2 separate regions of the Mus musculus genome follow, and region 2 is linked to region 1. Evidence: chromatin loops called from intact Hi-C (ENCODE). Cell type or tissue: heart. All regions are shown on one strand. Each heading gives the region's core, and the rest is flanking DNA. Links, peaks and the distances in the headings are about the cores only. Region 1 has its middle 7.5 kb from the start of Tead4. Region 2 has its middle 18 kb from the start of 9330102E08Rik.

Evidence for each region. Peaks named below come from ENCODE experiments on the same cell type or tissue, not always from the same donor. Only the 100,000 strongest peaks of a DNase experiment are listed, where the experiment ranks them.
Region 2: it touches region 1 in a loop (10-fold over the local background); 10 of 42 quality-filtered maps call a loop at or near these places.

The regions. Positions count from the first base shown.
Region 1 is chr6:128,302,046-128,314,674 of GRCm38, reverse strand. It overlaps the pseudogene Rpl18-ps2. Among named protein-coding and RNA genes, the nearest start is that of Tead4, 7.5 kb to the right of the region's middle. In heart, for the core only: a CTCF peak has its summit at 6,116 (motif pointing right); no DNase peak of the experiment used is centred there.
Region 2 is chr6:128,195,917-128,208,545 of GRCm38, reverse strand. It overlaps the pseudogene Gm4691 and the pseudogene Gm19065. Among named protein-coding and RNA genes, the nearest start is that of 9330102E08Rik, 18 kb to the right of the region's middle. In heart, for the core only: a CTCF peak has its summit at 7,044 (motif pointing left); DNase peaks (open chromatin) are centred at 7,035 and 7,815; H3K4me3 peaks cover 1,664 bases; H3K27ac peaks cover 1,316 bases.

The DNA of each region.
Region 1 (12,629 bases), core at 3,094-11,093:
AAAAAAGAAAATGATACAAAGTCTACTCCTACCTGCCTTTTTCCAGTTAATCGTTTCCAGGCTTCTCTTTAGCCTATATCTTTTAGTTGTGTAAAAATGAAAATATGTCTGGAATTTTCTACCCTTTGTGCTCCAAAGGTAGCAGCATGGTGTATACTTGACTTTGTGGCTTGCTTATTCCCTGGGTATATTTTCTTTTCTTTTTTTCTTTCTTTCTGTTTGTTTGTTTGTTTGTTTGTTTGTTTTTCAAGACAGGGCTTCTCTGTGTAGCCCTGGCTGTCCTGCCTCTGCCTCCCAAGTGCTGGGATTAAAGGTGAGCGCCACCACTACCTGACGGTATATCTTCATATCAGCAGATATAGTTCTGCTAGGCTTGCTGGCTCAAGCTGTTTCTCTAACACTGGGAAGACTGAGGCAGGACACTCATGAGTTTACTGCTCAGGCTACAAAGGGAGAGCCTGTCTTGAAATTTAAAAAAAAAAAAAAAAAAAAAGTTCTTTCTTATACTGTGTAGGCAACATACTGATCTAGAAAGGGGGATATTATATACAGTTTCTGGTTTTATTTTCCTTAGGTTTTTCTTTCCCTTTTAACCCAATTTATTTATTTACATACTCATTATGGTTTTCTTTTCTCTTTCTCTTTCTCCTTCTCTTTCTCCTTCTCTTTCTCTTTCACTTTCTTTCTCTTTTTCTTTTTTTCTTTTTTCTTTTTTCCAATGCTTTTTTTTATTAACAGTTAAGATCCAGGGTTAGTTTTTGTAGCCTCTGCTGGCCCTTCGGCCTCTGGCGCGCTCAAACTTCCGGCCCTTGGAACGGACATAGGGTTTGGTATGGCTGTGTGGGGTTCCTGGGGCCTTGCCAAAATGTCGGTATACCTCTCGGCCCTTCCGAGGACCAGACAGGAGCACAGTGCCCCGGCCCTTGGGAGACTCCAGGGCCAGCTGGTCAAAGGTGAGGATCTTACCCCCAGCCTTGAGGATGCGACTCCGGGCCCGGCTGCTCACCCGCAGTGCACACACCTTCAGCTTGGGAACTTCCAGAATCCGCACATCATCTGTGACCGTCCCCACAACCACAGCAGTCTTGTTCTCGCGGCCAGGAAGCTTCATCTTTCGGATCATGCGGGACAGGGACAGAGGTGGCCGGTTGGTTCGGCTCATGAACAACCTCTTCAACACAACCTGATTGAAGGTGGAGTTGGTCCGTCTGGCCAGAAACCTGTACAGCTTGACAAGCAGCCGCAGGTACATGTCCTGGCTCTTGGGCTCCTTGCGCCGAACCTTTCGGTCCTTGTTGTGGCGAATGTCAACACCCATGATGGCGCCTCCTGCTCGGCCCTCTTTCTCTTTTTCTTTTCTTTTTGGGAATTGAAGTCAGGACTTCTGCTCTGGCCCAAAGATTTATTTTTTATTATTATATGTTAAGTTCACTGTAGCTGACTTCAGACACTCCAGAAGAGGGCGTCAGATCTCATTATGGATGGTTGTGAGCCACCATGTGGTTGCTGGGATTTGAACTCAGGACCTTTGGAAGGGCAGTCAGTGCTCTCAAGGGCTGACTTCAGCCCCTCATTAGGGTTTCCTGAGACCGGGTCTTATAGATCCTATGCTGTCCTTGAAGTCCTCAATGTGACACAAGAGGACCTTGGATTACTGACCCTCCTGCTCCCACCCCACCCCCCCCACCCCCCCCACCCCCCGCCACACACACACACACAGGTGCGGAAAGCGCCAGCATCACAGGGACCTGGCAGTGCAGCGTTGGGATCAAGCCGGGGCTTTGAGCACGCTAGGGGCATCTTGCCAACTGAGCGAGATTCCCACCCCTCCCTTTTTATTTCTTAAGCATTTTAAATGGACACAAAAAATTGTACATAATGTGGATATGGATACTGAGTAATCACAAGGGCTAACATATCTATCTTTTCAAACATTTATCATTGTTTTGTGAACAGACTGGCGATTTGTATGTTAACACCGTCCTGTGCAGGTACACCCACCCCTTACTCTCCCCTCAGTAAACCTCCAACTATCCCCCCTCTTGTCATATTTCCTGCAATCCTGAATTCTCTCCTGGGCTATCTCGGTCAGTTTCAGATATTGCCCTTTAGACTGTCCATGGCTATGCTGCCAACCAGTATAACCACTAGTACATAGTGATTATTATTTTTCATTCATTTAGTGGTCTTTTTGAGTCAGAGTCTCATATAGCCTAGACTGTGCTCAGCAGGTGGCTTTTGTTTGTTTTTTTTGTTTTGTTTTGTTTTTTGCTTTTCGAGACAGGGTTTCTCTGTGTAGCCCTGGCTGTCCTGGAACTCACTTTGTAGGCCAGGCTGGCCTTGAACTCAGAAATCTGCCTGCCTTTGCCTCCCAAGTGCTGGGATTAAAGGCATGCACCACCACCACCTGGCAGAACTGTGGCCATTTCAATGCAAATAAATTAAGATTCAGAGCCCCCCATCTCCACCCCGGGTTGGATGTTCACCAGGCCACGGAGATCTCAACTTTTGGTTTCTGTGGAGGTTGGAGGATGTCACTTGTCCATTTCCTGTGTGGGGTTGGAGGTTGTCACTTGTCCAGCTTCCAGGAGGCTGTCGTCAGTCGCTTGAGAGTTAGGGAAGATGGATTTTGTTTCTGTGTCTCTCTAGTTCTCAGCTCCTGCGGGGCCCAGGAAGTCATATATGTTCAAGGAGCCTGGTAAGGAAAGGCTGTATCCTCAGGACTTGGAAGGTAGAGGATTAGACTCCAAGGCCAATCTTCTCCATATGACCAGACTGGCCTTGACCTCAGATATCCTCCTGCCTCCCTAGTGCTGGGAATAAAGGCGTGTACCACCACTGTCTGGAACCTTTAAACTTTTTTTTTGGTTGTTTTGGTTGTTTTGTTTTGTTTTTTCGAGACAGGGTTTCTCTGTATAGCCCTGGCTGTCCTGGAACTCTGTAGACCAGGCTGTCCTTGAACTCAGAAATCCACCTGCCTCTGCCTCCCAAGTGCTGGGATTAAAGGTGTGCCGCCCGGCTCTCCACCTTTAAACATTTTTCTTCTTCTTCTTCTTCCTCCTCCTCCTCCTCCTCCTCCTCCTCCTTCTTCGATGCACCAGAAGAGGGCGTCAGATCTCATTATGGATGGTTTTTAGCTACCATGTGGTTGCTGGGATTTGAACTCAGGACCTTCGGAAGAGCAGTAGGTGCTCTTAACCACTGAGCCATCTCTCCAGCACCCCGGATTTCTTCTTAATTACAAATATGTGCGAGTCAGAATCCTGAAACTGTGCTCAAACTGCAGCCAATGGAACACTGGCATTTTATTTTATTTTATTTTTTATTTTTTTTTGGTTTTTTCGAGACAGGGTTTCTCTGTGTAGCCCTGGCTGTCCTGGCACTCACTTTGTAGACCAGGCTGGCCTCGAACTCAGAAATCCACCTGCCTCTGCCTCCCAAGTGCTGGGATTAAAGGCGTGCGCCACCACGCCCGGCTGGCATTTTAACCATAATTTTTAAGTTTCTCTTGTAACACCAGAGCACAACAACAATTTTAGGAAGCAAAACCTAATTTTAACAGTGTAAACAATCTGTTCTCTTTAAAAATCAACACCAAAAACATTACTTTCATGTTACAAAGTTTTAAGTGTCTCCCTACTTTTGAAGTGCAGTTAGCGAGCGCCTGGGTCATTCTGAGACAGTGGCTCAGAGCAGGCAAGAACTTTGAAAAGCAAAACTCAACCTCCAACAATCCAGTCTCTCCAAAAACACCAAGTGAATCACCTCCATGCTACAAAGTGTGGCTGCCCATTCCTGCACACAAACACAAGACGGTGCAGCCTCCAGTACCTCAGAAATACTGCCCTAAACCTTATCTTTTATAAGTCTGGCTTCTAGGATAAGAATTACATAAAATATTACCCAATTTAGATGTATCTTTAGAGACCTGTTTCCGTGGGTTGGCTCATGCCACATGTTGTAGTTCTGAATTACTCCAACCCGGAGTTACCAGTTTTTAATTTTTTAAATTTTCTTTTTTTTTTTAATTATAAGATTTATTTATTATTCTATCTAAGTACACTGTAGCTGTCTTCAGATGCACCAGAAGAGGGCATCAGATCTCATTATGGATGATTGTGAGCCACCATGTGGATGCTGGGATTTGAACTCAGGACCTTCAGAAGAGCAGTCAGTGCTCTTAACCACTGAGCCATCTCTCCAGCCCAGAGTTACTAGTTTTAAGCCAACTTTCTGTAACCTATGTTACTTTTTTTTTTTTTTTTTTTTGAGACAGGGTTTCTCTGTGTAGCCCTGGCTGTCCTGGAACTCACTCTGTAGACCAGGCTGGCCTCGAACTCAGAAATCCCCCTGCCTCTGCCTCCCAAGTTCTGGGATTAAAGGCATGTGCCACCACCGCCCAGCTTACAAATTTCTAATCATAACCAGTAACTTATAAGCCAATAATTTATAACCAAGACATGTAAAACATATTTGTACTTTTAAACCCATTCAGCAACAAAAATGAAATGGTTGCATACATTTACCTATTTAAACAAGACAAAATTCTTAATTTTTTAAGCTGTAATTTCAAGAGAGGAGCTCCTTGTCACCTGCTGAACCCAGTAATCACAAGCACAGAGATTTTTGTAGGAAAAACAGCCATCTGTTCCCTTACCATAGAACTTGAGAAGCTGCTGGCTGGTTTAAGAGCAGCTTTTACAATCAGTGCCTAGCAAGGCTTCTCCAGCCACACTAGACTCCTAACTACAGGTGCAGGGCTCCAAAGACCAATTGATACTATTTGGTTTCTCTCTCTCTCTCTCTCTCTCTCTCTCTCTCTCTCTCTCTCTCTCTCTCTCTTTCTTTTGAAATGAGTTAAAACTAAATCAAGGGCTGAACAACCAGCAGATAAAGTTTTAACCGCTTTTTCTTTTGAACATGAAACACAGAACAACAGCCAAACCACAAAAGGAAAACACAGACTTCACATAAAACAGTCAGTTTTGACGGACATGGACGGATTGGCCCTCTAACGACAGACAATAGACAGAGAGGAAAGAGAATTAGACGTCCCGAAGGGACCCAGATATCCTACCTAAGAGACCCAGAACCAAGCATTCCTCCAGCAGGAGCCAGAGAGGGGGCAGGGTGTCTCCTGACCTCCCCCTGCTCCTAGGAGAGCTCTGAAACAGCTTACGCTCATTTTCCTTCTCTTTCACCAAATCATCCCCAGATAGTGGGGAGGACTGCTTTTCTCAAACCCGTTCTCTCATGTCTCAGGTGTAAACAATCTCTAGTCAGGGTCCAAAGGCTAAAAGCACCTATGAGAATTACCTTCGCTTCTCTAGATTTCCACATAGCTCTAAACACAGACACAAAACACATTTTACCTTTACCTTGGCCTTCTACAAGGTTTATTCACTGCTGGCCCAAATCTTCTTTACTTTCCTTTGCATGTGCTTCCAATTCCCGAGGTGTCCATCACTGTCCCCCACTTACTGGGGCTCCAAAGTTGAGGTGCCATCTGACCAAGCCCGCTCAGTCAGTCAACAGGTTCTCCAGCGCAAGAGTGAGGATTAAAAAGATAAAAAGACAGACAACATTGTAGCATGACCCCAGTCAACTTTGAGACTGAAGGCAAATTTTTATTTTCCAATCCACTTTTTATACCATTTTATTTACATGCAAGTATTTTGGGCAAGCAGTGCAATAAGGAACAAAGCAGCAAGCGATTTCTCCCACGACAGTTGTTTAAAAGGGCTTGTCATAATGACCGAAATACTTGAGCCCACTTCCTTGTCCAAGCCCAAAATCTTGCCTGGAGCCTAGTTCTTCTGTTCCACCCTAAGACTAAAATTCTTGCCTTACCTTACTTCTCCATTACAACCTAAAGTTAGATTCTTGCAGAAACTTACTTCCTTATTATACCCTGTCAGATTCCTGCCTGAAGCCCATCTCCTTGTCCTTGGCCAATGCCAGACTCCTGCCAAGAGGTACCCCAAAAGGCTTTCCACAATAAATAAGTGAATAAATAAATAAATAAATAAATAAATAAATAAATAAATGAATGGATAAATAAACACTTGACCTGTATGTGTGTGCCTGGGCACTGTGTGCCTGCAATACCGAAGAGAGCCAGAAGAGGGCGCATGGGCCTCCTTCCTGGAACTGAAGTTTTATGAGGTTGTAAGGCACCAGGCTGGGAACTCAGCCTCTGTCCTCTGTGAGAGGAACAAGCGCTCTTGGCTGCTGAGCCATCTCTCCAGACCATGCTGTTTCTCTCTTTGAAACAGGGTCTCATTAACAGCCCAGGCTGGTCTGAAATTCATTATATAGCCCACGCTGACCTCAATCTCATGGCAATCCACCTGCCTCAGCCTCCAGTACTGAGATTGCAGGTATGAGTCATTATGACTGGTGTTTAATTGCTTTTTAAAAGAACATTACCTCCAAACACTGTCACCTTGTGAGGTATGGGAGGTTAGCTTTTTGTTTGTTTGTTTGTTTTTGTTTTTTCAAGACAGGGTTTCTCTGTGTAGCCCTGGCTGTCCTGGAACTCACTCTGTAGACCAGGCTGTCCTCGAACTCAGAAATCTGCCTGCCTCAGCCTCCTGAGTGCTGGGATTAAAGGGGTGCGCCACCACACCTGGCAGGAGGTTAGCTTTTTGAAACACGGGGAAGGGATATAATTTAACCATTAGGCGACAGAGGTAATTTGCCCAGAGTTTATTAATTTTATTTACTTATTTTCAGTTCTGGGGGTGGTATTCACATTCTTGAACAAGCTAGGCATATCCAAGACCACTAATATGTACCTTCTGCTGAGAGTGACCCTCACCTTTGCGTGTGCGTGTGCGTGTGTTGGAACCCAGGGCTTTGTGTGTGCTAGGCAAGTCCTCTGTCACTAAGATAAACCTCCAGCTATGTCTTCTTTGGGGATGAAATAATAAACCTACTACAGGGTAGGCAAGATGATCATCTGTGGTCATCAGGCTTGGTGGCAATCACCTTCACCCCACCCCCAGCCATCTTGCCAGCCCTTGTTTTGGAGAAATGGTTTGAAAACTTCAGACTCACAAGCTGTGGCTTAGCAGCAGTAGAAGTGAGCACTCTGGCTAATGAGCAAATCTGTGAAAAGCTTGGGGCTTTCAAATGTCAGTGTTTCCAAAGATCCTTCATTTATTGAATTCTTTAAACTACAGATAATTCTTTTCCTGTGTGTGTGCGTGTGTGCGTGTGTGTGTGTGTGTGTGTGTGTGTGTGTGTGTGTGTGTGAGAGAGAGAGAGAGAGAGAGAGAGAGAGATCTAGAAACACCCTGGAGCTGGAGTTACAGGTGAGCTGTCTATCTACTGAGCCATGAAACGAAGCGAAGTCTTCAGCAGTAAGAGATGGCTCAGTTGGTTGTGACAGCTATTCTTTTTTTTTTTTTTTTTTTTTTTTTTAATTTATTGTATGTAAGTACACTGTAGCTGTCTTCAGACACTCCAGAAGAGGGAGCCAGATCTCGTTACAGATGGTTGTGAGCCACCATGTGGTTGCTTGGGACTGAACTCAGGACCTTCGGAAGAGCAGTCGGTACTTTTAACTGCTGAGCCATCTCTCCAGCCCCTGTGACATCTATTCTTATTCTTGGCTGTCAACTTGACGATATCTGGGATTAGCTAAAATCCCAAAATGAAGGACACCTATGAGGGATCGTTACTTGATTTGAAGTGGGAAGATTCACTTCCCTTTTGTTTGTTTGTTTTTCAAGACAGGGTTTCTCTGGGTAGCTCTGGCTGTCCTGGAACTTACTGTGTAAATCAGGGTGACCTTGAATTTACAGAGATCTGCCCGCCTCGGCCTCTCAAACTCTAGGATTAAAGGTGTGCACCGCCTTCCCCATCCACTCCCCATCGATGGAACTGTAGCTATTTGTCTTAGTTAGGGTTTTACTGCTGTGAACAGACACCATGACCAAGGCAACTCTTATAAAGGACAACATTCAATTGGGGCTGGCTTACAGGTTAAGGTTCAGTCCATTATCACCAAGGTGAAAGCATGGCAGCATCCAGGCAGGCATGGTGCAGGAGGAGCTACTCCTAATCTGGTTCTCTGAGCTGTGAGGAACACCTCTAATCTGGGCCGTACCTTCTGCTGGAGGCCTATATAAGTCTATTGAAGAGGGAAGCTTTTCTTTGCCTGCTTACTTCATCTCTTTGGCAAGCCTACTTCTTCAGGATTCCAGCACATATGAAAAACCAGCCGATACCTCCAGCCTTGTGGACTGAACTATTGGATTCTTGGACTTTCCATTCATAGGCAGTCACTGTTGGATTTGCGGCCTGTAAGTCTCATTCTAGTAAATGCTCTCTCTCTCCCTCTCTCTCTCTCTCTCTCTCTCTCTCCACACACACACACACACACACACACACACACACACACACACATCTATAAGTTTTGTTACTGTAGCAAACCCTCACTAATACAGTGATTAAGATTACTGGCTGTTTTTTTTTCAGGGAAGATGGGTTCAATTTCCAGTGTCTACATGATAAGAGACCTCACAATTGCTTGTCCTAGGGTATTCAATGCTCTCTTCTGGATACCAGACAGGCTTGTAGTACACAAACGTATATGTAGGCTAAACAACATATAATAAACATTTTAAAACTTAAAAAGAAAAAAAGTAAAAAAAGCAAAAAAAAAAAAAAACTTAAAAAGAATTTTTAAAGAATTATTGGACAAGGTTTGCTCATACAACTCAGGAAGCCGAGGAACGATTGCTTTAAGTTTGTGGTCACACAGGACTACAGAGTGAGGCATTGTTAAAAACAAATCCTTACAAGACAAAACAAAAATAACAGCAACAGCAACAGCAACAGAAGCAGCAACTGTGGTTTTGCGTTTAGCCCAGCCGCTTGGGAAGGCGGAATGCAGAGATGCTAGCTGGACAGCATTTACCCTGCGCCAAGCTGCTGCTGCTGCTGCGCTCAAGAGAAGCACCTACACACCGCTGGCAGGGGTAGGGGATGGGGTGGGGGGACAGGACACGCAGCCTAGGCTGTGGGGAGGCTGAAGCCGGGCAGCCTGATTTACAGTCGCTGCTGGAAACCACATGGAATCGGGAACGAAGGGTTGGGGGCTGGGGGCTTCCAAACTCCTAGACATCCAGATGCCACTGGGTCGCAGGGAGTGGGCCTGCAGGCTGAGAATGAGCCCAGGGCTAGGGGTTCTCAGACTCCTAGACATCCAGACTCTTGGAAGTTGTGTCGAGGAAGAGCAGAGATAGGAGGAGGCCCTTGGGCTGAGGTGAGGGTGAGCTCAGGGCGAGGGTGAGGGGCTGGGGTGGGGGACTCCATCATAGCTCATAGGGGAAAGCCTTTAACAGTGGTTGCCTGGGAGCGCAGGGGGGCCTTCTGCAGGAGGCTTAGGCACCTCGGCTCTGTAGCCGAAGGCATTCTCCATGTTCCATCAATGGATATTGATGAAAGAGACAGCCGGGCAGTGGTGGCACACGCCTTTAATCCCATCACTTGGGAGGCAGAGGCAGGCCAACCTGGTCTACAGAGTGAGCTCCAGGACAACCAGGACTACATAGAGAAAAACCTAAAAGAGACAGTTCTTGGCTCCAAACTGTTTATTGATTGTTCATTGTGCAATATCGATACATACCACTTCCTCACGGTGGGGCAGAGCTTAAATACCTTTTGCAGAGGGGAGTGTCTGGGAAAAGGGAAGCTTATTGGCTAAACTCAGGGTCTCTATATATCTCATTAGCATGGAGAACTCTGTTCTGGGCTAAGTGACCACAGGTCAAGTTTCCTATATGAGAAATGTGGCACGTGATACATTGTGGGCTGAACTATTGGATTCTTGGACTTTTCAATCATAGGCAGTCACTGTTGGATTCACAGCCTATAAGCCATTCTAGTAAATGCTCTCTCTCTCTCTCTCTCTCTCTCTCTATCTCTCTCTATCTATATATATATATATACACACGCACACACATCTATAAGTTATAAGGGAGCCATCTACCTTCTCAGGTGGGTACATGGGTGCCAGGGACTCTGAAGTCCGCTCAATCTTACCAAGTTTCCTAGCACCGTCCACTCTCCCATAGCAACAACAAGCCACAAACCTTCTGGAATCAACTGTGCACACTACTTAGAGAATCTGGCCAGGAAGTGGTGGCACACACCTTTAATCCCAGTACTAGGGAGGCAGGGGCAGATGGATCTCTGTGAGTTTGAAGCCAACCTGGTCTATGGAGCATGTTCTAGGATAGCCAGAGCTGTTACACAAAAGAACCTTGTCTCAAAAAAACAAACAAAACAAAACAAAACAACGACAACAACAACAACAACAACAACAAAAAACCTGAGAGAGGAGTCTGCTTTTTATGTGATAGTAAATCATGGATGTCTAGTTCGTTTAAAATATAGTGTTAGGGTTGAAGAGCTGGCTCAGTGGTTAAGAGTGCTGACTGCTCTTCCAGAGGTCCTGAGTTCAATTCCCAGCAACCACATGGTGGCTCACAACCATCTGTAATGGGATCCGATGCCCTCTTCTGGGGTGCATGAAAAACAGAGCAATCCTATCCATGAAATAAGTAATAAAATATAGTGTTGGAGCTGGACTGTGGACTGGTGTTAAAGCATATGTAAGGCCCAGGGTTTGATTCCCCAGCATCTAGCAAACAAATACAAAACTAAGGAAACCATTAGAAGTTTTAAACAGTCCTTTGTTACTTGCAGCTTTGACCAGTTCCATTATATAGATACAAGTAAATTTGTGCTATAATACCCTATGGATATTATGATCATGACCCACACGGACTAGAAAAACAAAGCTCCAGAAATGGAAATAATGCCAAACAGCATATGTTAACACTAATTAATATGGTTTTTAAGTTTGACTTGGGCCTAATCAACACAAATACCCTTCCCACATCAAACCCAGCTCTGACCACAACCATCTTGCCTCTGGCCTCCACACGCTTGTTGGATGGGAGCTGTCTGGAGCTCAAGGAAATGGGCAAGGCAGGGACCATGTGATGTAACTGGAGGGACTCTGTCTCTTACAGCTGGGATGTAAATAGCTAAAACGTTCCCAGCAGCAGATTCATTCCTGAGGGTCAGTGAACACAGGTCCTGTCCCTAAGCTTTACGAACACACCTGACTTCCTCTGTAAAGTCACTGTCTGGGGGAATGGATGGCTCACTGGTTATTGAGTGTGCTTGTAGAGGCCTGGGGATTGGCTCCCAGCACCCACCATCACTTGTAACTAGCTTCAGGGGATTTGACATCCTCTGGCCTAGTGCAGTACCTGTGTGCATGTAGGCATACACATATACACATCAATCAGAAAAAAAATCAGCCACCAGACCCTCAGATGGGTACACCCACTTGATTAGTTTTCTGTAGCAGGAGGTCTTCTGAGATCATCTTCATCTGCTCAGAAAATGGAATGCCCAAAGACCTAGAACTCTCTAGAAGCTTATAAGAGTACGAACCAGGAAGTGTGAAGGCACTTTACAGCTTGGACTCCCAATGGTCTTGAAGAGAAGCAAGCAAGCAAGCAAGCAAGCAAGCAAGCAAGCAAGCAAGCAAAGGGCTTTCCAATCATCCTTTTGTACCTGAAGGGCTATCCTCCCTTTTGAAACCACATTGTTATGGCCAGACTCCCCTTCCACATTATCCTAATTTCTGTAGTTTAAATTCATTAATTCTATCTATCTATCTATCTATCTATCTATCTATCTATCTATCTATCATCTATCTATCTATCTATCTATCTATCTATCTATCTATCTATCTATCTATCTTTTATTCTGTACTGTGTTCTGCCTGCATATGTACCTGCCCACCAGAAGAGGGCGCCATATACCATTATAGATGGTTGTGAATTATAATGTGGTTGCTGGGAATTGAACTCAGGACCTCTGGAAGAGCAGTCAGTGTTCTCAACCTCTGAGCCATCTCTCCAGCCCCTATATTTATTTTTGAGGCAGAGTTTTGCAACGTAGTCCAGGCTGGCCTCGAATGCTTGCTCTGCCTGCTTTAACTTTCTCTGGCCCTGGCCACAGCTGGCCAGAGTTCTTCCTTCAGTTGAGACGTGGCCAGCTATCCTGCTGTAAATGCTTTCTGTCTCAGCCTCAAAGACAATTTCTATCTGCAGATCACACATGACCTTATCTTCATTTCTGGATCCTGAGCCTCTATTCAGTCACAGGGTCACTTCTTGTATTTAGGACAGGACAGGGGTCTCCATATGCATGCAATACTGTCATCAGAGGGTCTAATGATAGAATCAAGAAAGTGAGTCCTGAGTCTGCGTGGCCTTGATGACGGCCACATCTTCAGTATAGCTTGTATGAGCCTCACAGTCTGGGGCTCACCTCTCTTAGTCTTTGGTTCATGCTGGTTTTCAGGTCCTGCTGTCGTTTCACATGTGGACCCCCACTGGTGTGTAGCACCTACTAGCTCTTATTTTCACACCAAACCTTCCTGAAACAGCGGTTGGTGAACTCAGGTTTCCATCAAGAGCTGGATCAAGGTCACCCCGCAGACCTGGTAGCAGAGACCTGTAATGGAATTCCAGCTATTCCTAAGGCTGAGGCCAGAGCAGCTGAGAGAGTTCAAGGTCAGCCTGATTAACTCAGTA
Region 2 (12,629 bases), core at 2,815-10,814, 110 kb after region 1:
TTATGATTGGCATGCGCGAAGAAGCTTGGAGTCTCGGTGAGAAGTCAGACATGGCAGCAATGAGTGGAGTCCCAGGACGGGGAGGCAGAGATATGGTCAGACAACCTAGTCAGTCAGTGAGCTCCAGGTTCAGTGCACAAGGCAAACAAACATTCACTCAGGCCCACACACATGAGATAAAAACAAATAAATCTTTAGAAGCAAAAAGCAAGATGAAACCTCAGAGAGGGAATAATTACTTGTCTTGTAAAAGAGCTTATTTTAAAGCAGGACATGGTGACCTCTGCCTCTAATCCCAGCACTCAGGACAAAATAACAAAAATGAAATGAAAGAAAACCGGGCTACTGAGATGGCCTAGCAGTTAAGGGCGCTTGCTGCTCTTCTGGAGGATCCTGGTTCAGTTCCCAGCACCCACCTGCTCACTCAAAACTGTCTTAACTCCAGCCTATGAGGAGCTGGTGAGCTATTCTGGACTCTGTGTATAAACACATACAGTGAAAAAAACACCAGAGACAGGAAAACCACAAATAAATTTAAAAAGTATGAAACAGGCTCAGAGGACATGGCTCAGCAGTATTCACTCTTTTTTTTTTAAAGATTTATTTATTTATTTATTATATGTAAGTACACTGTAGCTGTCCTCAGACACTCCAGAAGAGAGAGTCAGATCTCGTTACGGATGGTTGTGAGCCACCATGTGGTTGCTGGGATTTGAACTCTTGACCTTTGGAAGAGCAGTCAGGTGCTCTTACCCACTGAGCCATCTCACCAGCCCCCAGTATTCACTCTTAACTGTACATTTTTGTGCCATTTTACTCCATGTAATGAAAATGTTCTACTGTAGATATCTATTCGTTTGCAATGAGGAACAACTATTACAAAAACGACTCTACAAATGACTTTTTATTATCTATCTTGTGCTTGGTCAAACAATTTTGCCAAAATATGATCCCTGCTCCCTGATTAGGACACAAATATGCTTTCAAGTACAGAAAAGTGAGTACAATCTTCTGCTTGCTCACACAGATCAATACTCTCTGCAGTGCTCCCCCGAGGACATGCCATTCACACTGTATGGGGTCCTTGGGAATAACGCAAGGTCTGCAGCAGATCTCGCTGATGCAAACATGCCTTAAATGCTATGTTTACTGCAGCTAGCACACTAGGATATCAGAGGAGCCTGTCAAAACCATTATGCAGCAGCTTTCCTTGAGATTTGTCCTGATTTAAAATCTGCCTGCTTTGAAAATTCTTTCCCCTCTCAACATCCAAGTCAGATCTGGGTTCAAGGTTTGTACACTCTAACTCCCAAGCAGTAATAGCCTGAAACCGATACACTCCGGCACCAGACTTGCTTTGTCTACAAGGAATGTGCATACTCAGCTCTGCCTTCGTGAGAGTTTATGTCACCGTCTGACATTTGGAACAATGTTACTGTATGTTCATTGAAATCAAAATACCAAACTGACATGAGATAGATTGATGCTGGTTAAAACAAGGGACGAACTGTAAGTCGACCAGAGGCTTGTGAAGTTAGTATATTACAGTTAGATCAGAGGATGATGTAGTTAGCATATTACAGTTAGACCAGAGGTTGCTTTTGTTAGTATGGTACAGTTAGACCAGAGGCTGGTGCAGTTAGTATATTATAGTTAGACCAGAGGCTCGGGTAGTTAGCATATTATAGCTAGACCAGAGGCTGGTGCAGTTAGTATATTATAGTTAGACAAAAGGCTGGTGTAGTTAGCATTTTATAGTTAGACCAGAGGCTGTGGCAGTTAGCATATTAGACCAGAGGCTGTGGTAGTTAGCATATTATAGTTAGACCAGAAGCTGGTGTAGTTAGCATATTACAGTTCGACCACTCAAACCTGCTGGGACCAGCAAGGCTGACCAAGGTGACTGTCAATCCTTCTCTGCTTTATTAAAGTCCTATGTGCATATTCTTTGCCTTTACAACTTGCAATTCCCATCATGCACCTGACACCATGGCACATCAGCATCCTGACCCCATCAGGGTAGAAAAGAGAACTAAACCCTATTCTGGAAAATCCCAAACCTATCCCTGGATTTCCCATCTTTCCTCACTTAACTCACAATTTTCCCCATTAACGTTTTCCCATAAGCTGAGCTTCCAAAAATCCCAAGTTGCAACTCCTTCAGGAAACCTGAAACAGGCAGGGCAGAGGGAGTTGAATACTTTTAATTCCAATACTGGGAGACAGAAGCAGACAGGTTTCTATACATTCAAAGCCAGCCTGGTTTACAGAAAAGTTCCAGGACAGCCAATGTTCCATGGAGAAGCCCTGGCTTAAAAAACAGTCCCCCACCAAAAAGAAACTTGATCTACCACCTTTGTCCTGTGACAATCTTCACCCAAATTGCGAACTTTATCTGGTCCCTGAAGTCTTTCTTTGATGGAGACAGGAACTACTGGAAAGAGATTTCTACCTGGTTTCTAACTTTATGGTCTTCCCAGCCTACCCCACACATATACCATCTATGAAAAGTCACTGAAGTACAGGGTCTAAAATGAAACAGTGAAAATAGCAATCTACAAAGGATACACATAGCCTATTTTTTTTTCTGAAATGTGTATTTTAGAGGATTTGATTGTTTTTTTTTTTTGTTTTGTTTTGTTTTGTTTTGTTTTGTTTTGTTTTGTTTTGAGACAGGGTGTCTTTATGTAGCCCTGGCTGTTCTGGAATAGTTATGTAGACCAGGCTGGCCTCTAACTCAGAGATCTGCCTGACTCTTTCTCCTGAGTGCTGGGATTAAAGTGTGAACTATGACCAGTTTGCTGAGTTTTTTCTTTAAAAACTTGTTTATTTTTATTCCATATGCAATGATGTTTTGTCTGTGTGAGGGTGTCAGCTCCCCTGCAACTGCAGATATAGACAGCTCTGAGCTGCCATGTGAGTGCTGGGAATTGAACATGGATCCTCTGGAAGAGCAGCCAGGGTTCTTAACCCTTGAACCAGTCTGCAGCCCTGAAATGTGTATATTTCATAATGGAATTACTGTAAACAGAGAACTGTTGTTACATCAAAGCTGTGTTGGTTCATAAGTGATTATCCCTAGATAAAAGGAGATGAAACAGACATCCAGCCTTCAGCGAGAAACAGAAAACCTTCAGCTTGGTTACTGCACCAACAGGCATGCTTCTCCTAAGGGAATCCAGCAAAGCTTACCCATTTCCAGTTGAACCTGGCTCCAGTTCCCAGCATTCACGTTCAGCACGTTCCCAAAGCCTTAGGTCTCCCCACTCAGTTTGCACCTAAGGTACTCAGAGTGAACCATTTTCTCTGGCTTGGTGTGGCCAGCAGGCTCTGTTACTATCCAATCATCTTGTGTGGTTTCACTCTCTGCTGGAGCAGCCAGCAGCTCTTACTCTAGGGGATCTCCCAGCAATCTCCCAAGTACCACTTAGTTTGTGTTAGTATTTTGGTTGCAAAGTTATATACCTTCATTAAGTGGGCTCCTGCCACTCTAAACATTCTAATTACATTTTATAAAACTTGGTGATTCTTAGGCGATAGATAGAATAACACCCTGTTATAACACTAGAGACTCTTGTTTGTTTCTATGTAACTCTGGCTGTCTTGAGACTTGCTGGGATTGGCTTTGAACTTGCTGTGATCTTCCTGCTTCTGCTTCTGGGGTGCTAGCGTTCCAGGACTACACTATAATACTGGCTTTTTACAATAAAACTTGCCGTAAAACAATTTAGTGGTTGGGAGTCAATTTTTTTCCAGTTAAACAGGGGAAAAATCCACAATAACTACACTTCCCATAAAAAGAAACAAGTGGTATATTATGAAATGTGCGTGTTTGGTTTTTCTGACACAGGTTCTCACTCTTCAGCCCTGGCTGGCCTGAAACTTGCTATGTAGCTCAGAATTCACAGAGATCTGTGTGCCTGATTCTCCTCTTGAATGATGGGACTAAAGGCACATGCCATCAGGCACAGCATAAAACATTTTGATTTTTATATGGGTGACAATCGAAATGGTTTATTTCAAATTGACATGCATTCCTATAATATTTCAAAATACAAGACATTGCAAAGTGGCTAAAAGTAAAATGTTAGTGTTAGATCCTGAAATGTTATAGAAATTTTTTATAGAAATGACTACTAGCTTTAGATTCAAAATGCTATTGAAGGAAGGAATGCTTTAGTCTTGTAATTTCCTTCCTTCTTTCCTTCTTTCCTTCCTTCCTTCTTTCCATTCTTCTGTCTTACAGTTTCTTTTATCGTGAACAGACACCATGACTATGGCAACTCTTATAAAGGAAAACGTGGTACACAGACAGACATGGTGCTGGAGAAAAAGCCAAGAGTTCTATATCTGGATCAGCAGGCCAGAGGAAATGAGTACCACACTAGGCCTGGCTTTGAGCATCTTAAACCTTAGAGCCTGTCCCCAGTGACACATTTCCTCCAACAAGGCCACACTTCCTAATAGTGCTCCTTACTCCCTACGAGCCTATGGGTCCCATTTTCTTTCAAATCAATGCTCATTAATCCTCTCTTTTCTTTCTTTCTCTCTCTTTCTTTCTTTCTTTCTTTCTTTCTTTCTTTCTTTCTTTCTTTCTTTCTTTCTTTCTTTCTTTGATACAGGGTCTATGTACTCCAGGTTGTACTGAAACTTGCTATGTAGCCCAGGCTGGCCTCAAACTCATAGAAATCCCTTTACCTTTGCCTCATGTGTGCTAGGATTAAAGGTGAACTCTAACATGCCCAATGATGCAACATTCTTAATGGACCAGTCAGGCCTGAAACACCCACATTTGACACAATGGAAAAAAGGGATTACTGTTCTAGTTATTATTAACTGTGAAGTCGACACTGCCTAGAGGTGTCAAAAAAAAGAAAGAAAAAGAAAAGAAAAGAAGGTCTCAACTGAGTAATGAGCTGTATAAAGTTGGCCTGTGAGCAGGTATATGAGAGCTTGTCCTCATTATCTTAATTGATACAGAAGAGCTCAGCCCATTGTGGGTGGCAACATCCCTGGGCTGAACAAGGAAGCTAGATGAGCATGGCTGGAACATCTTTCCTCCCTGGGCCTTCCCTCCAGGTTCCTTCATGCCCTGACTTCATTCAAAGATGGTTGTGATCTAGACATATAAGCTAAACACACCTATTCTTCCCTAGGCTGATGTTGGTCAGAGTGTTTTTATCACAGCAACAGAAAGGAAACTAGGACATGTATGTTTAAGGAGAAGTTAGAATAAGGCGGCTCTCTGCTCCTCCCTGTTCCAGAGACAGCCGCATCTTCTTGTGCAGTGCCAGCTTCGTCCCGTAGACAAAATGGTGAAGGTCGGTGTGAACGGATTTGGCCGTATTGGGCGCCTGGTCACCAGGGCTGCCATCTGCAGTGGCAAAGTGGAGATTGTTGCCATCAACGACCCCTTCATTGACCTCAACTACATGGTCTACATGTTCCAGTATGACTCCACTCACGGCAAATTCAATGGCACAGTCAAGGCCGAGAATGGGAAGCTTGTCATCAACGGGAAGCCCATCACCATCTTCCAGGAGCGAGACCCCACTAACATCAAATGGGGTGAGGCCGGTGCTGAGTATGTCGTGGAGTCTACTGGTGTCTTCACCACCATGGAGAAGGCCGGGGCCCACTTGAAGGGTGGAGCCAAAAGGGTCATCATCTCCGCCCCTTCTGCCGATGACCCCATGTTTGTGATGGGTGTGAACCACGAGAAATATGACAACTCACTCAAGATTGTCAGCAATGCATCCTGCACCACCAACTGCTTAGCCCCCCTGGCCAAGGTCATCCATGACAACTTTGGCATTGTGGAAGGGCTCATGACCACGGTCCATGCCATCACTGCCACCCAGAAGACTGTGGATGGCCCCTCTGGAAAGCTGTGGCGTGATGGTCGTGGGGCTGCTCAGAACATCATCCCTGCAATCCACTGGTGCTGCCAAGGCTGTGGGCAAGGTCATCCCAGAGCTGAACGGGAAGCTCACTGGCATGGCCTTCCGTGTTCCTACCCCCAATGTGTCCGTTGTGGATCTGACGTGCCGCCTGGAGAAACCTGTATGTATGGGGAGAGCTGGGCTTGTCTCTGGTGTGACAGTGACTTGGGACAAGGATAGTCATCTTGGGGTTTGTTCTTATCAGGCCAAGTATGATGACATCAAGTAGGTGGTGAAGCAGGCATCTGAGGGCCCACTGAAAGGCATCTTGGGCTACACTGAGGACCAGGTTGTCTCCTGCGACTTCAACAGCAACTCCCACTCTTCCACCTTCGATGCCGGGGCTGGCATTGCTCTCAATGACAACTTTGTCAAGCTCATTTCCTGGTATGACAATGAATACGGCTACAGCAACAGGGTGGTGGACCTCATGGCCTACATGGCCTCCAAGGAGTAAGAAACCCTGGACCACCCACCCCAGCAAGGACACTGAGCAAGAGAGAGGCCCTATCCCAACTCGGCCCCCAACACTGAGCATCTCCCTCACAATTTCCATCTCAGACCCCATAATAACAGGAGGGGCCTAGGGAGCCCTCCCTACTCTCTTGAATACCATCAATAAAGTTCGCTGCACCCCCCAAAAAAAAAAAGAATAAGGCGAAAGTGAAATAGGTTATTAGGTTTCTTTGCACGTTCAAAAAGATAGAACTGACTTACTCTCTCTTTGAAATAATTCTTCCATACCAACTACATTATATAGCATATATTTAAACATATCCAGATAAACAATATCGAGGTTCAAAAACAAGTTTTCAAGTACATCTGTTTTTCTTCAGAGCTGGGACTGAATCCAGGACCTCACTGATGGGGAGCCAGCACTCTGCCAACCTACAATACCAGTAACCACAAAAAACCTTCCAATCACGAAAATGAAAAGATAAAAACAAAATATCAATTCTAGTGGAGGGTAAAGCACGCACTTCAAAGCAGAACATGATTATGATCAGCTGCTTCTAGCTGGTAATCTTCAAAGTAAAAACTTTGGCCCAACAAATCTTTGAGTCTCACTTTCACCTAGCTAGGGCACAGCGCGCCCCCTACTGGGAGTTCCTGACTGAATTAAAAAGCTCACTTTTAATATATACTTGAGGAGTTTAACACCAATGTTTGAAACTTTAAGGGATTTTACAACTCATCGTCGTACAGTTATTTGTTTCTTGTGCCCATAAAGTTCATTTTCAACATTTTCCATCAGAACCATCCTAGCCTCGCAACAAACGTCAGGGCTCTCATATCTCTCTGCTTTTCCACTACCTCTCCCATGATGCCTTCCATTCCCTCCCACCCTAGGTGAGTCTCGACCTGGATGCTGAGAATAAAACCCAGGTCCTCTGCAAGGTTCTTTTAACCACGGAGTCAACTCTCCATCCACCTCCCACACTAGGACCCGCACCTTCCAAATCCCACTGAGGGACTTCAACTATGACCCCCTGAGCCCCCGCGAGTTTCCGTAGCTCGGCTGGGTGGGTGGGAATGTGGTGTGCTCCGGAGGTATAGATCGCTTTGGTCTGCGCCTGCCCGGAGGAGTCGGGAAACAGCAGCCACAGCTCCTACCTTCCCAGCCATGGTCTAGAACGACTAGCTTGGGCACTGGCCACAGACAGAGTCTGGCAGTTCTAAACTCCACCCCAAGCTGACCACTGAATCCCTGGGCTCTGCCTCTCACACTTTGTTAAGTTTATCCTTCAGTTATTGCACCACTCTCGAGCAACAAGCACCGCCCACAGACTGGTGCCTCAGGCCCGGGCTCCGCCTCTTGCCTGCCTACGTTCCGCCCTCGTCCTGTTGCTCCCCACCGGGCTCCGCCTCTCGCGCACCAAGCCCCGCCCTCAGTCTATTTCTCCACATCCGGGCTCTGCCCTCTGGACCCCTGAGCTCCGCCCTCAGCCGCTGGCGTCACACCGAGGCCCCGCCTCCCACGTGCCAGCGCTCCTCTCCCAGCGCTCACCGGTCCTTCCAGCAGTCCTCAGGTTGCACGCGACCGGCAGTGAGCTTCCACTGGGTAGGGGTGGGAAGCCGGTGGCTCCGGGCAGCGGTGATAACCCAGCAAGGAAGCAGAGTCGCATTTCGGAGCGTCCACTCGTAACGCGGCCTCTCGCACACGGAGCTCGTAGTCCAGGGGAGAGGAGGCCAGGGCGGCCCTGGAGAGGTTGTAGGTGCAGCGGATCGGCCGTAGAGACCCCGTCGGACTCAGGAAGGCACTGTCAGCCGCTCGGAGCGGAACCCCTTTCCCAGACAGTAGAGTCACCCCTCCCCCTCCGGGGACCGTTACTGGTCGCCTCCTGAAGGATCAATCTGGGATTGTCCGCTAAAGTGGCCTTAGGCACCGTTAGTCTAGGGCTCGCTGGCTTGTGGCCTCAGAAGGTAATGCTCTGGGGTACCACTTTTATGTAGGGATTGTGCCCGGGGCTGGGGCATGGGCGGGAGCTAACGTCCACAGGCAGTGCCAGCAATATGCCAAATGCACCAAGCACCAAGGCAAAGCCACAAGGCTGTAGATGTCTTCTTTCAGGCAACCCAGTTTTGTGCTAAACCTCAATAGACTTTCTTTTGTCAGGACCATGGCAAAGAGTGGAACACCAGCTATTCAGGATGTAGATGAAAGTCGCTCCCCAAAACTAAGAGTGGTGTGAATTATATTTAGTCCCTGCCTCCAAGGGTTTATTAAGATAATTTAAAATGCCTTTGAGATGACAAAAGTTAAGACTCATCATTTTACTTAGATTTGCCTCCTATGGTTATAATTTTAGGCTCCTTCATAAATCCTACTAACATTTTACTATATATTATTTTTTCATTCATCAATTTCATTTCATCCTCCATTCCCTTCAGTACCACAACAGGACTACTTAATCCTTAGAGGATGTACAGCCAAACAAGGTGACTAGCCATCGGCCAGGAGAGCTTATTAAAAGATTTCATTTCTTGGGCATCCAGGTAACTTATCCACAAAAACTCATTGGTTTTTTAAAAAAAATTATTTATGTGTTTTGGTGTTATGACATATATATGTATGTATGAACCCTTGGAACCCTGAAACAGGAGTTACAGACATGAGCTGCCATGTGGGTGATGGGAATTGAACCCAGGTCCTCTGGAAGAAAAGCCAGTGTTCTTGAGTCATCCTGTTCTGGGATTATTTTTCAAGACATTTCTCATCTGTGCCTTAAAGACTAATAGAACTGTAACTTTTAAGTGTATCTTAAAGGGCATTTTTTTTTTCCTGGAAGAAAGGTTTATTGCATAAGGAAATCAATAGTGTGAAGGTAATTAAAATATTTTTAATTTATGCAAAAGTGTTTCATCTGTATGAAAGTTTTTGTTTGCTGCATCGTAGTAGTCAAGAAGTTCTGGAGAATTTCAGATTTTCAAGATTAGGGACATTTAATCATTTGTTTTTTTTTTAATTTTTTGTTTTCTTTGGAAAGTTTTGGTAGGTTTACTTTCTATTACTTCCACATCTAGGGGGTGGGGTGTGTGTCTCAATATATTGCCTGTACCTGTCTCTAACTCCAAGGCACAAGCAATTCTCCTGCCCAATCATATGCTGGAATTACAGGATTGTGACTTCATAACCTTCTACCTATATTTTGATAAGACATTGGATTTACAGTTTGATAGTGACATGGGATAAGAATTTGGGGACTGTCAAAAAATATATATGAGAACTTAGAAGCCTGGAGAGCAGAGTGTTATGGATTGAATTAGGTTCCTTAAAAACTTATATGTTAGCCTGGTACAGTGCCATATATATCTATAATTCCAGCACTTGCAAGATAGAGGTATGAGAATGACAAATTCAAGGCCATTCTTGCATATATATATATATATATATATATATATATATATATATATATATAGAGAGAGAGAGAGAGAGAGAGAGAAAGAGAGATGGATATAGTGAGTTTGAGGCCTGGCTTGGCTATATGAAACCTTGTTTTATATATATATATACATATATATGTATATATACACATATACATATATATATATATATACACACACACATATATATGTATCAAGAAAAATCCCCAATGATATCATATGGTTGCCCTCCCAGACTAATATAACCATTGTCAAGAAAGTAAAATGGCCCAGGTACAGGGTGTATGTCTGTCATCCCAGAACTCAGTACAGCAGGACAAGAGCCTGGGTTACATAATGGCACTACCTGAAGAAGCAAATGGAAAGACAATACAGAGGGCTGGAGAGATGGCTCCATGGTTCAGAGCTCTTATTATGCCAGGCATGGTATCAACCTTCTTTAACCCTAGTACTCAGGACACAGAGTCAGGCTGATCTCTGTGCGTCCAAGGCCAGTATGTAGAGGGACTTTTTTAACTCCCCCCCCTAAACAACAACAACAACAAGCAGCTCTTGTTGCTTTTGCAGAAGACCTTGGTCCCCAGCACCAAAATGGTAGTTTACAACCTCTTATAACTACAGACGAAGGGGATCTAATCCCTCTTCTGACCTCCATGTGCACCACCACACCTGTGAAATCACATAGATACATGCTGGCAAAACACTTGTACACATTAAATCTTTAAAAGGTTTTCTTTTTTAACGATAATACAGATTGGGAAAACAATTTGCAAGCTCTGTCTCTTACAGTCTGTCTTGAATATATGAATAACTCTAAACTCAACAAAAGACAGCCCTATTTAAAAATGAGAAGCGATGCTAGGCAAGTGGCTAAAGTCTGTATTTCTGGCTACTAGGGAAGTTGAGGCAGGAAGATCACAAGTTCAAGACCTGCCTCAGCAACTTAGTGAGACCCTGTCTCAAATTTTAAAAAGGAAAATGAGGACAGAGGGTATAGCTCTAGTAGAACACTGAGCACAGAGAGAGAGAGAGAGAGAGAGAGAGAGAGAGAGAGAGAGAGAGAGAGAGAGAGAGAGAGACAGAGACAGAGAGAGAGACAGAGAGAGAGACAGAGAGAGAGACAGAGAGAGAGAGAGGAAAGGATGAGAGGAAGGAGTTGAAGAGATCTTTCTTTTTATTTGCTTTTTTTATTGGATTTTTTAAATTTACATTTCAAATGTTTTCTCCTTTCCAGGTCTCCCCTTCAGAAACCCCCTATCCCATACCTCCCTTCCCCTGCCTCTATGAGGATGCTCATACACCTACCCACCCACCCACTCCTCTCTTCCCTCCCTGGCCTACACTGGAGCATAGAACACCCTCAGGCCCAAAGGCCTCTCCTCCCACTGATGTTCAACAAGGCTACCCTTGCCACATATGCGGCCAGCACCATGAGTCCCTTCATGTGTATTCTTTGGTTGGTGGTCCACTCCCTGGGAGCTCAAGGGGTGTTGGTCTGGCCTGTTGACACTGTTGCTCCCTCCATGGGGCTGTGAACCCTCTCAGCTCCTTCAGTCCCTTCTCCAACTCCTCCATCTGGGACTCCTGTGCTCAGTCCAATTAATGGTTGGCTGCAAGCATCTGCCTCTGTATTTGTCAGGCTCTGGGAGAGCCTCTTAGGGGACAGCCATAAAAGGCTTCCATCAGCAAGGACTTCCCGGCATCCACAATAGTATCAGGGTTTGGTGGCTGTATATGGGGTGGATCCTCAGGAGGGAGAGTCTCTGGATGGCCTTTCCTTCAATCTCTGATCCACACTTTGTCTCTGTATTTCCTTCTGTGAGTATTTTGTTCACCCTTCTAAGAAGCACTGAAGCATTCATATTTTGGTCTTCCTTTTTCCTAGGCTTCATATGGTCTGTGAATTGAAACTTGGGTATTCCAAACTTTTGGGCTAATATCCACTTATCAGTGAGTACATACCATGTGTGTTCTTTTGTGAGAGTTACCTCACTCAGGATATTTTCAAGGTCCATCCATTTGCCTGTGAATTTCATGAAGTCATTGTTTTTAATAGCTGAGTAGAATTCCATTGTGTAAATATACCATGTTTTCTGTATCCATTCATCTGTTGAGGGATATCTGGGTTGTTTCCAGCTTCTGAATGTTATAAATATGGCTGCTATGAACATAGTGGAACATGTGTCCTTATTACATGTCCGAGCATCTTCTGGGCATATGCCCAGGAGTGGTATAGCTGGGTCCTCAGGTAGTACTATGTCCAATTTTCTGAGGAACTCCAGACTGATTTCCAGAGGGGTTGTACCAGCTTGTAATCCCACCAGCAATGGAAAAGTGTTTTACTTTCTCCACATCCTCACCAGCATCTGCTGTCACCTGAGTTTTTGATCTTTGCTATTCTGACAGGTGTGAGGTGGAATCTCAGGGTTGTTTTGGTTTGCATTTCCCTGATGACTAAGGATGTTTCTTTAGGTGCTTTTCAGCCATTCAAGTTTCCTCAGTTGAGAATTCTCTGTTTAGCTCTGTTCCCCATTTTTAATAGGATTATTGGGTTCTCTGGAGTCTACCTTCTTCTTTGTATATGTTGGATCACATCTATCAGATGTGAGATTGGTAAAGATCTTTCCCCAATCTGTTGATTGTTGTTTTGTCCTATTGACAGTGTCCGTTGCCTTACAAAAGTTTTGCACTTTTATGAGGTCCCATTTGTTGATTGTTGATCTTAGAGTGTGAGCGATTGGTGAACTTTCCCCTTGTGTCCATGTGTTTGAGACTTTTTCCCACTTTCTTTTCTATTAGATT